Linked DNA regions of Homo sapiens: region 2 is linked to region 1. The links are chromatin loops, found by intact Hi-C in ENCODE. Cell type or tissue: sigmoid colon. All regions are shown on one strand.

Region 1 (8,000 bases):
AAAATCCTGGGGAAGGGTGGTGATGTCAGAAGTTTGGAAAACACATCAATGAGTTGAGTCAAGTTTTAGGGTATGATGCACTGGTGGTTAAGGATATCTGTCCAGAGGAGATGCCCTCTGAGAGGGATCTTGCAGGAGAGAGAGTGGCAGGATGAGGGAGCCAGGAGGCAGTTCAGATGGGGGACTGTGCATACCAACACCAGGAGGTAAGAGCTTGCTACCGCAACCAGAAGATTCCAAGCAGCTCGGTGTGACTGAGGCTTGGCGTGAGTGGAGGGAAGTACAGGTGTAGGTGTGTGGGGAACCATGTTTAGGAGCCTGGTCACGGTGTAGGAAATGGAGTTTCTATGGAAGGGGTTTAAGCATTGGGCTATGTGATGACTGGACGTATATTTTAGGAAGGTTTCTCGGGATGCAATGTGGAGGAAGGCTGGGGAGTGCTGCGGTATGCTGGAGGGAGGAATTCTGGTTCAGAGGCTGTTAAGATAGCCCAACTGTATGAGTGTCCTGTGGCTACCATAACAAATGACCACAATGTGGGTGGCTTAAGACACTGGAGATTCGTGCTCTCATAGGTCTGGAGGCCAGAAGTTTGAGAGTGTCAGCAGAATCCTGGTCCTTCCAAGGACTCTAGGGGAAGATCCTTCCCTGCCTCTTCCTGGTGTTCCTTGGCTTGTGGCTGTGTCGCTCCGATCTATGCCTCTGTCGCCATGGCCTTCTCCCTGTGTCTCTGCATCCTCTCCTCTTCTGATAAATACACACAGTACTCATCGGATTTAGGGGTTACTCTAAATCTTGGATGATTGCACCTTGAGATCCTTAATTAATTATGTCTGCAATAATCCTGTTTCCAAATAAGGTGATATTCTGAGCCTCTAGGTAGACATGAATTTGGAGAGGACACTCTTCATTCCACTCTACCCCATGGAGGGTGATGGTAGTCGGGCTTAAGTGATGGCCTGGAATGGTGCGATGTGAAAATCTACAGAGAAGTAGAATCCCAAGAACAAGAAAGCCAGGAGTGAACTCCACGCCTGCCTCTGCCTCACCCTGCCCACTCAGGGCTGGCGACTCCAGCCAGGTTAGCAAAGTGCAGCCCAAAGGCCAAATCCAGCCCACCACCTGCTTTTGTAAATGAAGTTTTTTTTTGGAATAGAGTTACATTTATTTGTTAGATACATTATCTATGGTGGCTTTTGTGCTACAACCACAGAGTTGAGTAGTTGCAGCAGAGACCTGCAAAGCCTGAAATATTTACTGCCCGGCCCTTTACAGAAAAGGTTTGCTGACCCCTGGACTTGAGGAATCCCTGCCTTGAGGCAGCAGGGCTGCTCCCAGGGGAGATGGAAGATGAACCACCCCATGCCCACGAGTTGGCCTCTTCAGACCTGCACCTCTCAGGTAGAGAATCTTAGAAACAGCCAGGGGTATCTCTGTACACTAGCCCTCCTCTGGGCCTAGGGTAGTCAAGTCCCTTCCTCCTGGGCAGCTTGCTCCAGAATTACCCACAAACTGGCCAACAGGAGGGATGACTATGCCATCAACAGAAGATGCCTGCATCCTGCCCTCCATTGCCAGAAGGCAGCTCCTTGAGTGCATCCCTTAATTTCCAGGCCATTAAATCAAAGCCTGTCTATTCGAGTGCAGGTATCACAGAGGAGAGGTGGTTCACTCCAGCCCTTCTTTGCAAATTTCTGCCTCGTAGCCAAAGCTCTCCTGTGGTGAGGCAAACTGTTGTGATACCCATGAGGGACACAGGGCACAGTGCCTGGCGAGGAGCGGGTGCCGGTGAATACACACTGCCAGATCATGGTGACTATGGCCATAACAGCCAGTGCCCTCCTCATGCTAGGGCCCATTCCTGGGGAGGTTGGAACCCAGACTTTCTCCCCAAGTGTCTTTTCACCAAAGGTGACCACTGTCTTCATGCACTCAAAGATTGGCCAAAGCTTTATGCTTTCAGATTTTGACTTGTGGCAAGAACAGTTCTAACATGGCCCCCAAGATTCCCACCTTTGGGCACACATGGCCCGTATGTTCTCCCCTTGAGGGCGGGAGGTCCTGTTCTCCAGGGGAGGGATCACAGGCCATCGATCATATTTGGAGTGGGAAGAAGAGTTAAGTTGTGGCACATGAAGAGTTGGAAGTGCCTTTGGGACACTGGGGTGAAGACGGCAAGTGCTGAGTCCACCACGCTGACTGCAGTGATTGCTGCAGAGGCAGCCACCCTCCCTGATGCCTATAGGCCTGGACTTAACCATTCTGATCCTCTGCTTCCCCTGCCTGTGTTGGGCTAACTCAAAGGAAGCATCTAGAAGCTGCCTGGCACTTGCTCAGTGCTGGAGCATGGTAGCTGTTGTGAGATGCCCGTCTGGACCGCAAGAGAGAGTTTCAGGCCAAAACTTCGATTTGTGAGTTATCAGCAAAAACAGTAAGTGAAGTCTTTGGGACAAATAGGGTCATGGGGGTGAAAGTGTCCTCATTCTTAGAATTCCTTCCTCACATGTCTCAGTAATGCTGAAAAAATCAAAACGTTGTTTGCTTTACAGTCCGAAGTATAAAAATTAAATGCGATCATTTCTGTCTTGTTGGTCCTTCTCCCAGGATTTTAAATCTGGACTTGCTTCAGATTTCTACACTCATTGAGGAGCATCACAGGCAGCACTTGGGCTTTGAGTTTATGTACTACTATTCCCCAGCTTCTGTTCTTTGCATCCTGACTCAGAAGCCTCAGAGAAGCCCATTGGGGTTTTTGTGGTGTTCCTGGGCCACTTCCAGTGGGGGAGTTAAGGGTGCCTCTCACAATCCAGCTGCACCTCACCGGGGAAGGCCAGGGTGAAAAGAGCTGTGTCCACAAGCTACAAAAAAGCCTTAATAGTTGCAGTAGGAATAAAATGCCATCTTTGAGTCTGATGTATATGCGTGTGGGCACACACTTGCAATACATATACACATATACATACGTGCACATGCACATACAATACACATACATACATATGTATACATGCATTCATGTGCCCACGTAATTTCCCTGACATAGTAGCTGTCTCTGCATATCAGCTCTCCTATTTTGAAATTCTCATTGGTCATAACTCAGCCATCTCCAGTATTCTGCAGGGCATCTGCCAGGCACCCAGTTGCATGCCCGCAATAAGCCACAGCCAGGGAATGTGCCCCTTTGTCCAAACTGCTTTAGACTCAAAACCTGGAGAGGGTGATAATTTGGGATTCACAAAGTTTTGAGATCCGTGTTGGGTGTGGGCTAACAAGCTGCACTAACTCCTAGGTGTGCAAAGAGGGTTTTCTTCTATTATAAGCAAATGCAAAATATCTCAGCTAAAGTAAAATCCTAGTGGGTGTCAACATTTGCTACAGCAGTATGGCTAGGTATGAAATGTATAGAGAAATGGACAAAAATGGCACAGGCATAGTCGGAGTGCATTCTCGCCAATCAAGAGATACACCCAAATGTGTTGAACCAGAGTCAACATTACCCAGCATTTGAATCAGTGAAAATCCCAATAATGACAATAGCAGTCCCGTATTTGTCAAGCTTTTAGGCGCCCAGCACTTTATACATGCATTAGCTCAATTCACATCTCCTGGTGCATTTTTTGCTTGGGTACATGGTACTGTCTGGACTTCAGAAAATTGAAAGAAAACCTTTGCAAATTAAAGCAACAAAAGAATTTTCACCATATAAGATAAATTACTGGAATCAAAAGTCCCTGCAACGTCACCAGGATTATTCAGACACATTTAAACTCACAGCAAACAGGGTATTCATCCTCATATGTTTACTGTGATGATACACTGTGGAAAACTGGTGGCCCTTAGACTTTCTTATTTGATTAATACCTCAGCGTTTTTTCTGCCAGATCCTGCTCTCTTCGCACATTGCCCGTGTCTATAAGAAAACACTGTCTGGTTTGGGACAGAGTCCAACTGTCTGCAGGCACAAAGAGGACCTGATACGACCCCTTCCTCCAGAAGAGGGTTTCCCAAGCCCCTGCACATTCTCTGTGTTAATCTAGGCTATTTCGAAACCTGGGGTTGTCATTGACACTTTTGGCATGGACTTTCCTTGTGAATCAGAAATGAAATATGCTGTTTTCCTGCCATATAACAAGAGCCTGCACTCCTTGCGTAAGAATGCAAAAAGCCATTTTAAAACGTGTGTGAATAGAGTTCTAAGTGCGGTGGGCTGAACTGGTAAAAAATAATATTCAGCTCAGCACTTTGGCAGAGATGACAATTATGAGGCAGACTCATTTGTTTACCTTCCCAGCTAGAGAAGACACGTGGAGGCAGCAGCCAAGAGGAGGGTCTAAGTTGGGAATAGGGAACAGGGCTTGGCTCTGGTTCTATTGATTTTGGCAAAACTTCCACATGAAAAATTATGCCTCAGATAAAAATAAATTATAATCTACAAGTATTTGAATGAGAAGGGTTCCCTGTGAAAACTTCATAAATGAATGCTAATTCAGTTACCCATTTGTAGCCATGAAACATAAGCAGTCACGTTATTCTGAGGAGCTTGTTTTGGAAAAGATTGTACAACCCATGAAGCAATTCTTCACGAAGTGCATAAAAATGTCAGCTTATGTATAATTTATACGGCTGATGTTAGTTATGGTCTGTTTAATAGTATTTAATGCTGTCATATGACATCATTCTTTCATTTACCAATTGGAAAAAAAAATAAAAAGACCAATCAAAAACATTTTATAGAGTAAGAAATATGCTTATTGAATTTGATTAAAATTGTAGGAGGTGATAAACAGATTCACTGGGGGAGGTATCTTTAAAAGATTTTTAAAAAGAGTTATGGCGGTGGAGCATGTACAGTCTTTACTCTATGGTTATTTTAATCATAATTTACTTACTGCGTGTGTGTTATCTAACGTCCTGCTAATGTGCCTTAAGCAATTCATTTTGCCGACAGCACAGTAAATTGCTATATAGCCTTGGCCCTTTATTAGTAGCGATGATTAAATCCAGTTTTAGTTGTACTTACTACATTTTCTCCACTGCCTACCGGGCATCCCTGTAGCGGGGAGAGGAGTTGCTGCCTCCATCCTGAATCTCTCCATCCTTTAACCAAAAATTCATTCTGCATATTTTCAGCAAGCTATACTTCACCTCTGTTTACACTAACTCTATTTTCCTACCACGTAGGATATTTTTGGTGCTGTGTGAGAAAGTAGGACAAAATATTTGAAAATGTTGTATTAAATAAAATATAGCCCTTGCTTTTTCTCTATGCAGTAGAAGCACTGGATAAAAGAAAACCTACCCTTTCTGCTGTGGTGTGTGTGTGTGTGTGTGTGTGTGTTTGTGTGTGTTTGTGCGCACGTGCCTGAATCCTAGAAGAAACCAAGCATTGACTTCATATATTATGGGACCAAAGCATTTGCCTATGTTAACTCTGTGGGTGAATTCTTATAAGTACCTGTATTATTTTAGCCCAGGAAGCAAGCCGGAGTGCATTTGTGTGAAATGGATTATAGAAGATGAAGTTACAAACTCCTATACGTCATGAACACTGGCCCACAGTTTTGAGTTTTACTGGTGGGGGTGGGTATAACACAGATTTAGTTTCCAGGCCCTCACTAAACCTGTGCAATGTGTCTAAGACCCTCATTCTACTTGCAAGTGGATTTCCTTGCCTCCACATTTGGGTTTGATCCAGGGTTCTGTACTTAATCTGCGGAAGACATTTGGCAAGTTTGACCTGGAGTCACAGAATGAGTCCTATTGAAAGCTGGCCACTCAGACCCAAATCCAATCCTGATGCTTCCTGGAAGAGGCTGAGTCTCTGCATCTGGTGAGACAGACTTCTGGGAAACTGGAGGGTTCACTTTCTCACCCCAAATCTCAACATCAGGTAAATTGGCTTGCATTGTAGCTGCCTGCGAGGCCCTAAGGAAATATCTCCCATGCAGTGGTCCTGGAGGTCACCCTTGGCTGACAGGCATCTCAGGGTTTTATGAATTGGCTGACAGGCAACTCAGGGTTTTATGAATTGGCTGACAGACATCTCAGGGTTTTTATGAAGACTTTTCCAATATCTTTCCTGGTCCAGTGGTAGTGCTATCTTTTGCACTAGGAAGAGAGAAGGAGACATATCCAAGTCATTTTCCTCCTGTCCTAAGAGGCACCCAGGTCTCATTTCTAATGGTGGTACCATGTTCCATGGCGGGGAGATGGTGCTGGCAAGCTCTCAATCACTCCTATCACTCTGCCATGCTGGCTGCCTTTGCAAAGCGTCCTGGACCAGGGTGACTTCTACTGCCTTGGCTTGTCTATGTCCATCCTAGGCAAAGCTGGGGAATGTGCCCTCTCAGTCTTATCAGCTGCTAGAAGCGCTTCCCAGTTCACCTTTGTCCACTTCGCTCTCTCTCTGTCTGTCTCTCATCTTTTTCCTTCATCCGGTCTAGGCACTTGGCACCTGCCAATGAAGGGCTTCCCAGTTCCTGGGGAAAGTTCCCTCTGCCCTATTTCTCACCATGACTACTCTCGGCTTCTCCCTCCCTCCCTTTTTCTCTGATCCAGATGTTCCAGTACTGAATGTCATTCCTTTTGGGTCCTGCTGAGTGCAAATTTGGAAATGTGGGCTAATGGGGGATCCTGAGTTAATGGGCCTCCCCTCCCATGCAATGCTTCTCAGAGCTTTTCAGACGTGCGACTTAGCCTAAAGGAGGAAACTGAAAGGTGGGAATTTCTTTCTCAGTGTCAGGCCTTGAGTGAGGGAGAGATTTTGACAAGAGGACTTTCAGTTCTTTTGAACTCATATTGTAGATACGACCACCCACGTCTGCGCCAGGGAAGGGGAGGGGACACACGGAGCCCGTCCACAGCCTCCGACACCTCCCTCTTCTTCTTTTACTTCTCTAGCTCTGGGGACACCGCACAGGGCCCAAGCCCAGCACACCTGTGTGTTCAGGGTGTGAAGTTAGTTAGGACAGGCTCTGGATGAGTCTTCAGCAGCATCTGAGCTGTGTTTGAGCCCTACTCCTCAGTCCACCTAGCTTTTTGATCTTGGGGAAGGTGCCTCATGTTCACTTGCCTAAACAGCAGTGGTGGCGATGTCAGCTTCCCAGGGAGCTGTGGAGGTGAAACTGAGGAAGGCAGCTCAAGCACATTCCCAACTATTGACTGATACATACGTATGATTTACATAGCCTGATTCACTGGGGAGGTCAGGTAGACCTTGTATGTATATGATATACATAGCCTGATTCACTGGGGAGGTTGGGAAGGTAGAAAATCCAGAAGGAGCCTCAGAAACAACCCTCACTATGGTGCAAAACATCATGTGGTGTGAGTATGCTGTATTTTGTAGCTGACCATAGAACATGGAAGGGATTAAGAGAAAAGCCAGTGCCAGGCAAGATGTCAGATGGGAAGATACTGAGTCCGTCTAGCTCTGGGAGTTGCAGATGAGTAGGGAATCTGTCTTTGAGTCTCCAACTCTTTGGCTTTCAGGCCTCTGTGCTGTTGCATTTCTTTTTTTTTGTGAGACGGAGTCTCGCTCTCACCCTGTCACCAGGCTGGAGTGCAGTGGCGCGATCTCAGCTCACTGCAACCTCTGACTCCCTGGTTCAAGTGATTCTCCTGTCTCAGCCTCCCAAGTAGCTGGAATTACAGGCATGCGCCACCAGGCCCAGCTAATTCTTGTATTTTTAGTAGAGATGGGGTTTCACCACATTGGCCAGGATGGTCTCTATCTCTTGACCTCGTGATCTGCCCGCCTCAGCCTCCCAAAGTTCTAGGATTACAGGCGTGAGCCACTGCGCCCGGCCTGTGCTGTTGCTTTTAAAATGCCAAGATACAGCCTCTCCAGGGACGATTGAAACCTCAAGAGACAATTTAATTCTTTTGGGTAAATTACTGAGAGAATTACCAAATCCATCTGATAATTTTGGAGAGTGCCTTGAAAAGATCCACCCCAGATGGTAGCACTGAGTGGGTCTGGAAGCCATGGCCCTCCCTGGGGC
Region 2 (8,000 bases), 96 kb before region 1:
AAACCAGCCTTACCTGCTGAGTTAGAGGCAGAGTTGGGCTGGTGCAGGACACGCTGACAGAATCAACAGCAAGGTAGCTCGGCTTCCTGAAGGTGAATGGGGATCAGGACCTGGGCTAGGAGGAGCAGGTTGGAGGGAGGGTTCTAGATTCACTGACTGTGATCCTCAGACAAGTCACAGGGCACTGCAGGTGCGGCCTGCCTGTTCCAAGTCCTGTTGTCTGCCTTCTTAAGGGGCTACTCTTTGCCTGTCTGAAAGCATCTTTGTTTTCAGGCTGTCATTTGGCTGATGAAGTCCAAGAAGGTGATAATGACAGATCCAGGTTTACGCTTATCTCTTATCACTAACTTGGAAAATTAGCATATTGGAGTGCACTCCCTGTTTGTCCACTATGGATTTGTGTTGGGGACATCATTGAAATCCTGGAATGCAGAGTCTCCACAAAGACCTGGATGATTTCGGGGTGAAGGGAGTGCAGAGCAGAAGCATTTGATCTGGAAGTTTGTTGGGTTTAGGGTGGATTAGAGTTTGCAATGGTGTCATGGATGTCATTGTCCAGCTTGGAGCCAGGGGGTCTTTCTCCTGGGAAAGGATGAAGGAGGTCCCCTGGGGAAGAGGGAAACAGCATATCGGAGTGGCTGTAGTCTGGTGGGGCTGAGCCCAAGTATTGTGTGGGGGCCCAAGTCACTGACATTATTCCTGAATATTCTTCTTAATGTGGAATTTTGATTTTGGCCATGGGGTCATCTAATTGACTCAAGGAAAGTTTCTTTCTTTTTTTTTCCCCCTGAAAGTAGAATGTACATTTCTCACTTAGAGTGGCTTTTAAGGGATGCAGTATAACTGCCAAATGTGGACAAGATGACATTGTCTCTCTGAAAGTCTGGGTCCCACAGTAGAAGCCTAGTTGGTCTGTGGGTACTGGGAAGGCTGCTTAGGGCCCTCATTCACAGGGGTGGGAACGGTTCCTCTGAGTGTGATGACAAATGGAATCTTTTGCTCCAAGGAGCCACATCCCAAATTTACATCAAAACTTCCAGCAATATCAGTTTGGTCCTCCCATGGGGTGTCTTCACCAACTTTGACACAGGGCTTTGGGATCAAACATTCCAGATGGCATTCATTCATTCATTCATTCATTCATTCATTCACCACATTCAACAAATAGGTACGGAGTGCTTGCTGTGCACCAGGGACTGGTGTAGGTGCTGGGAGTACCAAAGTGAGCAAAGTAAAGGAGTATGAGGTCACAGGAGGGAAGCAAGGCAGATGTCCAGTACAAAGCAGCAAGACTGGAAGTCTCCAGGAGGGACACACAGTATGGGCAAGGGGGAGCAAGGAGGAAATGAAGTCAGGAGTTAATGGAAGGGCCTGATTGTCCAGGGCCTGTGGGCATCGGTCAGAAAATTGAACATAAGCTGTGTTGAGATGAGATGGTAGAGGGCGCGGGGTAACAGCTCCAGGAGACCCCTTCACTAGTCCAGATGAGAGGATGGTGGCTTGAATGGGGTGGGTGGGTAGAGGCATAAGAAGGGGTCAGATTCTGGGTCTGTTGTGGGAATCAGGCCAACTGAGTGTTTTGGTGGATCAGACATCAAGTGTGAGAGTAAAGAGGAGAAAGAGGCCACCCATGGTTGGCAGCTGGAAGGGTATATTGGCCACTTGCTGAGATGAAGAAAGTGCTGCAGGGTCCAGCTGGGGAAGGGGAATGGGCAGCTGTGTTTTAGACGTGTTAGGTTTTAATTCTCATTGGATAATGAGTAGAGATGTCAGCCAAGCTGCTGGCTATTGAGCCTGAAGCTTGAACTCTCAGGGGTCAAGTGTCTCTTAATGTTCTCCACAAAAAAATTTGCTTCTGTCTTACACTTACTGCCTTTTTTGAGGACTCTTACCCTTCTGTGGTCAGCTGAGCATCTTGTCTTGGAATGCTTGAAGATAAGTATCTGAGTAGAAAATAAACACTCCCTTTATAATTGGCAATTTAGGTTCAGACTAAGGAAACTTTCCCCAAAATAGGGAAATTGGTTAACCAGACAACCATACTTATCTTCCAGATGGGCTGGATGACACAAGTCTTCCTTACACACACAGTTAATATTGCACTGTGAACACCTGGTTAATGATCCTGTCCAGCTCCTGAGCGCTCACCTCACCAGTTGTCTACAATGGTTCTTACCTGCCATGCTCATTTGGGTGCTTATAAACTGCCTTTTGACAGTACATTCCTAGAAGGCAGGGATCAGGTGACATGAACTACTATTGTCTCCTTTCCAGTGTCTGTCACAGTGCCCTATGAACAGTGTGTAATAAATGGTTGGTTGGTTGGGTAGATGAATGAATAAATGACTGTAGTGACTAAAATATAGAGTGATACGGTTTGGCTCTGCATCCCCACCCAAATCTCATCTCGAGTTGTAATCCCCGTGTATCAAGGGAGGGACCTGGTGGGAGGTGATTGGATCATGGGGGTGGTTTCCCCCATGCTGTTCTCAAGATAGTTAGTTCTCAAGAGATCTGATGATTTGTAAGTGTTTGGCAGTTTCTCCTTCACTCACTCTCTTTCCTGCCACCTTGTGAATAAGGTACTTGCTTCCCCTTCACCATCTGCCATGATTGTAAGTTTCCTGATTCTCCCCAGCAGAACTGTGAGTCAAACTTCTTTCTTTATAATTTACCCAGTCTCAGGCAGTTCTTTACAGCAGTGTGAAAATGGACTAATACATAGAGGAAGAGTCTGTCCTCATGGAAGAAGAAGAAAAATAGATGTGTGCTTTTAATTTTGCTTAGCAAAAACTCCATTCATAATTCAGGGCTTTTTTGGTTTTAGAGTCAATGGAAAGAAAATAGGAAGTAAATGTATTAAAGAGAAGATGTGGTTTGGGGTTTGGCAGTCTGGGTTCTAATGTGACAGTCGATCTGAAAGATCTATTAATGGTTTAAATGCCTGTATTTAGAGTATGAAGAGAAAGAGAGACAGAAAATGAGAGAGAGAGAGAGAGAAAGAGAGAGAGGTGAACATTACAAAATTATATAATAAAGAGCAGAAGGATGATGATAAAGAAGTACAAGGTGACATAAACCCATCTTTAGCTGGATTCACCAATAAGAGTGTTAATTTTTTAAAATGCACTTCTGCTGCAGAGAATTGTTTTAGTACTGGTCCTTAGTTTATTAATCTCTGTCATCATTCGACCATGCATAGCCCTATTTTACATATGCATGGATTAATAATGTAATGAACACCCATAAACCCACAACTGACTGGAGACCTAGACTCTAGATGAATGACAACGACAGTCTCTGTGTGTGTCTACGGTCCTGAGTGTGGCCATTCTGGTTTACCATGTTGTTGGGGCACATTTACTGACAGTGCCCCTTGGACTCCCCAGAGGGTCCCATTTTGGACGATGCACTTTACAGTCATGCATTCATCCTCACCCTTGCTTTCTCTCCCCTGATGCACCTCTACTTTGAATTACATGTTTATCCTTTCCTTGCTTTTCTACAATTTTTTTCAAAAACAAGTTTTCTACTGCATCCTGGTTTGTTAAATTTTTCCAAGGCAGTAGAGAAAGGGAATTCAAAGAATAAAAAGCATTAGAAAATGTTTCTGTGCTCCCGTAACAAGTGGAAGTGTTGCTGGAAGTGAGAAATGTCCAGGTCATGGTCCCCCTGATGTGCCATTTAGTGGAGTGCCGTTTTATATTACGTACTGACGTGATAACTGATCATAGCTCCAAAAGAAGAGCTATCAAAACCATCCCAAGATGGTGATGTGTTGGAGCTCACTGCACGAGCTGTGCCGGCTCCCTCTTCCCGTCACCCCCCAGTGGCTCGAATTGCTCAGCACTGAGAGTCAGTGCTACCTCCAGGAAAGATGAGTCAGGCTTCGGGTGGTGGTGGCATACGTGGTAAGGCAGCTGGAGGCTCAGAAACGAAAATTAAATAACAATCAAGGAGAAAGCAATTAGAAATAGGAGTTCTGCGGGTCACTGGCGAGTCTTCCTCAAATCTGGAGTCAGGAGGTGTTAACCAAGAGTTCCACGTGCCCTGTGTTAAATACATGTTAGTTTCTGTTGCTCTGTATCAGGGATTCTCATTTTGGAGAATGGTAACCTAACACGTATTTGATTTTGGTTTTCACAGGAATCCAGAAAGGGAGAGAGTGGAGCTAGAGTGGCTTCTGAGTGGATAGGAATACTCATGACCTTGGCAGAACAGACAGAGTCCCGTCCACATTGGGGCTGCCCTGTGCCTCCCCTGTTGGGGAGAGAGGGAGTGGCTGCTGGCAGGAACTCTCTGTCTCTCTTGCTAGACCCTGGCTCAGCCTCAGGGCTTCTGCATTTTGTCTGTGTGGAGTCATCCACATCGGAGCCAACTGAGTGTCTGATTTAGCCAGGGGGGGATTCTTTCTGAAATTGGAAAGGTTCAGCATAAGTTTCTGAGAGCTGCATTTTCTGGGATTCTTGGATCATCCTTGGGAAGAGTCTTTTGTTGCATAACATGCCAGGATGGAGAGAAACATCAATGCCAATGCACTGTTGCAATGTCCTAGCGAATCTTTATTGAGTGCTACTAAATGTCGGGCTTGAGATCTAAAACCTGGCAAGATCCAATCTGCCCCCCAGATGGAGGTGGAGACGGCCTGATGGACAAGAAGGAAATGGCCAGCCGTGCTACTGCTGTGCTGTCACCAGGATGCAACGGGCACATTGTTTTGTCTGGGGAGAGAAAAAGGGAGTCCCAGGAGGAACTCGTTTGCTAGATTGGGGATGCCTGGGTGTTACCTGAGTGGGAGGGTTTGCTTCACGGACCCGGGGACTGAACACTGCTCCACACTGGGTATGACTTTAGAGTCTCACTTTCCTTACCCTTTAAATTAAACACAGGCGTGGTACATGAGGTCAAGGATGTTTTTAGGTCTAGCATTCTGTGTTTTTAAAGTCACTAGCTTGTAGTCTCCCAAGCTCATGACCTCCAAATTCCCCAAACAATTAAAGAAGTACATGTGTGCGTGAAAGACAACTTGGTGGAGGGTTGCCGCTTGCATTTGCCTGGAAAACAGATGGGATAATGGGATTGCTGGAAAGTAAGGGCTGCCCCTTCTTTGAGAGAAAGCAGTAGCCTGCTGTGGATTTGAGGATGTCTTCAGACACCATCTCTGGTTCCAGAAATGGTCAGTGACTTTGATTCACTGCACAAAGCAGTCACCCTGGCTGGGAGCCAGTCAGGGTCCTGAGGCTGCAGTGCACTTGAAGATGTCAGCGGGGCCCGGCATGAAGATGCCTTGGACCCATGCCCACCCTGGTTAGTGGGAACCAGCTGGGAGCACCTGAGGCCCCCGTTGGCAGGGCTCGTGAATGCCCCTTTAAGAAAAGGCAAGCTGCCAACCACAATGAAATATGCAATTGTCCATCTGTTGCTCAAATTAAAATTTTTTTCCTTTATATTGCCAAAAATTTCTCTAACTACTGTCCGGTGCTCTAACCTCAAGTTTGAGTGGGTCAGGAGAGTAGGGGATTGAAGAGGTTATTATTTGGGGGGAGCAGCTGAATTTAGGGACAAGGACTCTCACTGGTATGAAGGAGACAAAGGTAGAGGGTTCTAGATAATTTCAAGAAAAATACCATCATCTTTTAAAAACAATTTGGGAACTTTATAAATCACCAACTGTTTCTTGTCAAAAATCAACCAGATTCCTAAGAGGTCATTTTCCTCCTTTATTCCAGATAAGTTCTTGTTTCTAGGCCCCTACAGGGGCTGGGGCTGGGGCTGGGGCTGGGGCTGGGTTCTGCTTCAGTGATTCACTTTTATTAATAGGATAATATGTGTGTATATAAAATATATTTATGTATAAGAACTTTCTTTTATATACAAAAATTTACTCTTTCTCACACCTAAAACTCCGAGACTCAAATCTTATTTTGTCTCATGTTTCTACCCACTTCCCTCCTTTTTTTAATAGTAGATCTTACCCTTTGAATCAATTATTTTCTTCTTTCTTTTCTTTGGATGAATATTCATGAGTATGGAATAATCTTGAACACTGCAGAAGGAAGTCAGACATGTCAGGCAGAGATGCACATCTCTGGTAACTGAAGATAACCAGAAAAACTAGGTGGTTAAGAACCAAGCAGGAGGAGCCTGAAGGCAGCCCTCCTGGCCTTCTTGCTCCATGCTGCTAGGCACGGTACCCAAGGAGTTTGCCACAGTCTTTTGCAGGGAGAGTTTCCAAGAAGTCTCCAAGGATGGGATGAAGTGGAGACCCAGAAGTAGGGGCTGGGAGAAATAATTTGTTTTCCCTCCCACTTTGCTTCCCCATTGTGTTGATGGCAGGTGCAAGCTAGAGGGTGATGCCACAGGCTCCTGGCAAGCACCTGGAATGACTGCAGGACAGGGTGAAGTAGGTCCCTAAGGAAGCCAGGACAACAAGGACTCTGAGAACAGAGAGGAGAACAAAGTCCAATAAAGACTGGCAATGGTGTGTCTCACTGTGTTTCCCCCATCTGTTCCAGAAAGTCTTAATCCATAAAACCATTCTTCTTTGTTGTTGCTTTTATTGCCTCTCTTTGCTTTGAGAGGATATGTATGTTCAAATACCTCCTATGAAAATACCCTCCCTCAATGGTGGGGCTTCCCATTGGATAGTATCTTTCTTCCCCTCCTTCACAATCAAGCTTTTTGAAAATGCATGTTTTTATTCAGTCTTTACTTCTTCACTTGGCTTTTTATCCCACAACCCACTATAATTTATTGGATTTAACTTATACTTTAAAGTTTACTTATATCTAACTAAAACTAACATTCTAAGGGACATTTTTGAAGTATTTTCTCTGATCTCTGTTATGTGAATACACTAAAAGTCATTGAATTGTAAACTTTAAGTGGTAAGGAAATTAAAAGGAGTGTGAATTATATTGAATAACACCATTAAAAAATGTAACATGCCTTAACATTCACTTTATTTTTTCAAAATAAAAGAGCTATAACATTTTCAACATAAATGTTGCACATACTTATTTAAAAAAATGAAAATTCTGAAACAATGAAAAAAGAACAAGATAATTCCAACTACCTAAAATAACGGTAGTTATCTTTATTATATATTCCTTTCTTTCAGAACTCTCTGCATGTGGGCACACACAAGTTATAGGAAGACACACATTATATATAATACATGAACATATACTTATACATATGTACATACATTTACTTTGCATTTTCTGTATAGTATGTTGTAATATACATTATATTGTATGTGCACTATATATATGTATGTGTATATACAAATATATGTAGAGAGAGGGAGAGAGAGAATATGTATATTTTTTCTTATACGCTGTAATTGGCATTTGCTAGTCTCACAAACAAATTGGGAAGTATTTGCTCTCTTTCTACTCTTTGAGGGAGCTTGTGTAAAATTGATATTATTTTCTTCCTAAATGTTTGAAAGAATTCAACAGTAAAGTCATCTGGGTCTTGTATTTTTTTGTGTGGGAAGTTTTTAATGGAGAATTCAGTTTTGGTTATTGACACAGGACTATTCCGATTTTATGTCTCTTCTGGTGTCAGTTTGGTAGGTTATATTTTGAAAGTAATTTGTCCAGTCTGTATTTTCAAATTCACTGGCAGAAAGGTATTCATAGTACCATCTTATTACCTTTTAATGTCTGTAGAACTTGTGGTGATGACCCCTTCTGTATTCCTGATACTGCATAATTTTAATTTTTAAAATTTGTTGATCTTCTAAGGTCTTAGAGATATTGTACGTTTTTTTCCTCAAAGATGCCAAATAATTTTTACTTACTATATGTTTCCTTTACATTGCACTGATTACTGCTCTCATCTTTATTATTTCCTTTCTTCTGCTTTCCTTGGACTTAATTAGCTGTGGGTTTTTTTTGTTTTGTTTTTGTTTTTGTTTTTAGAAGATGTCTTTCTTTGATGCCCAGGTTGGAGTGCAGTGGTGTGATCATAGCTCACTGAAGCCTCAACCTCCT

The links. A loop is a pair of places that touch in the nucleus more often than their neighbours do. Peaks named below come from ENCODE experiments on the same cell type or tissue, not always from the same donor. Only the 100,000 strongest peaks of a DNase experiment are listed, where the experiment ranks them.
Region 2: a loop joins it to region 1, with 3 times the contacts of the local background. A loop is called at or near these places in 2 of 110 quality-filtered maps.

The regions. Positions count from the first base shown.
Region 1 is chr10:129,092,756-129,100,755 of GRCh38, reverse strand. No RefSeq gene overlaps it. Among named protein-coding and RNA genes, the nearest start is that of LINC02667, 180 kb to the right of the region's middle. In sigmoid colon, no CTCF peak of the experiment used is centred here; DNase peaks (open chromatin) are centred at 3,995 and 4,295; H3K4me3 peaks cover 340 bases; H3K27ac peaks cover 196 bases.
Region 2 is chr10:129,189,252-129,197,251 of GRCh38, reverse strand. No RefSeq gene overlaps it. Among named protein-coding and RNA genes, the nearest start is that of MGMT, 270 kb to the left of the region's middle. In sigmoid colon, no CTCF peak of the experiment used is centred here; DNase peaks (open chromatin) are centred at 3,876, 4,321 and 5,281.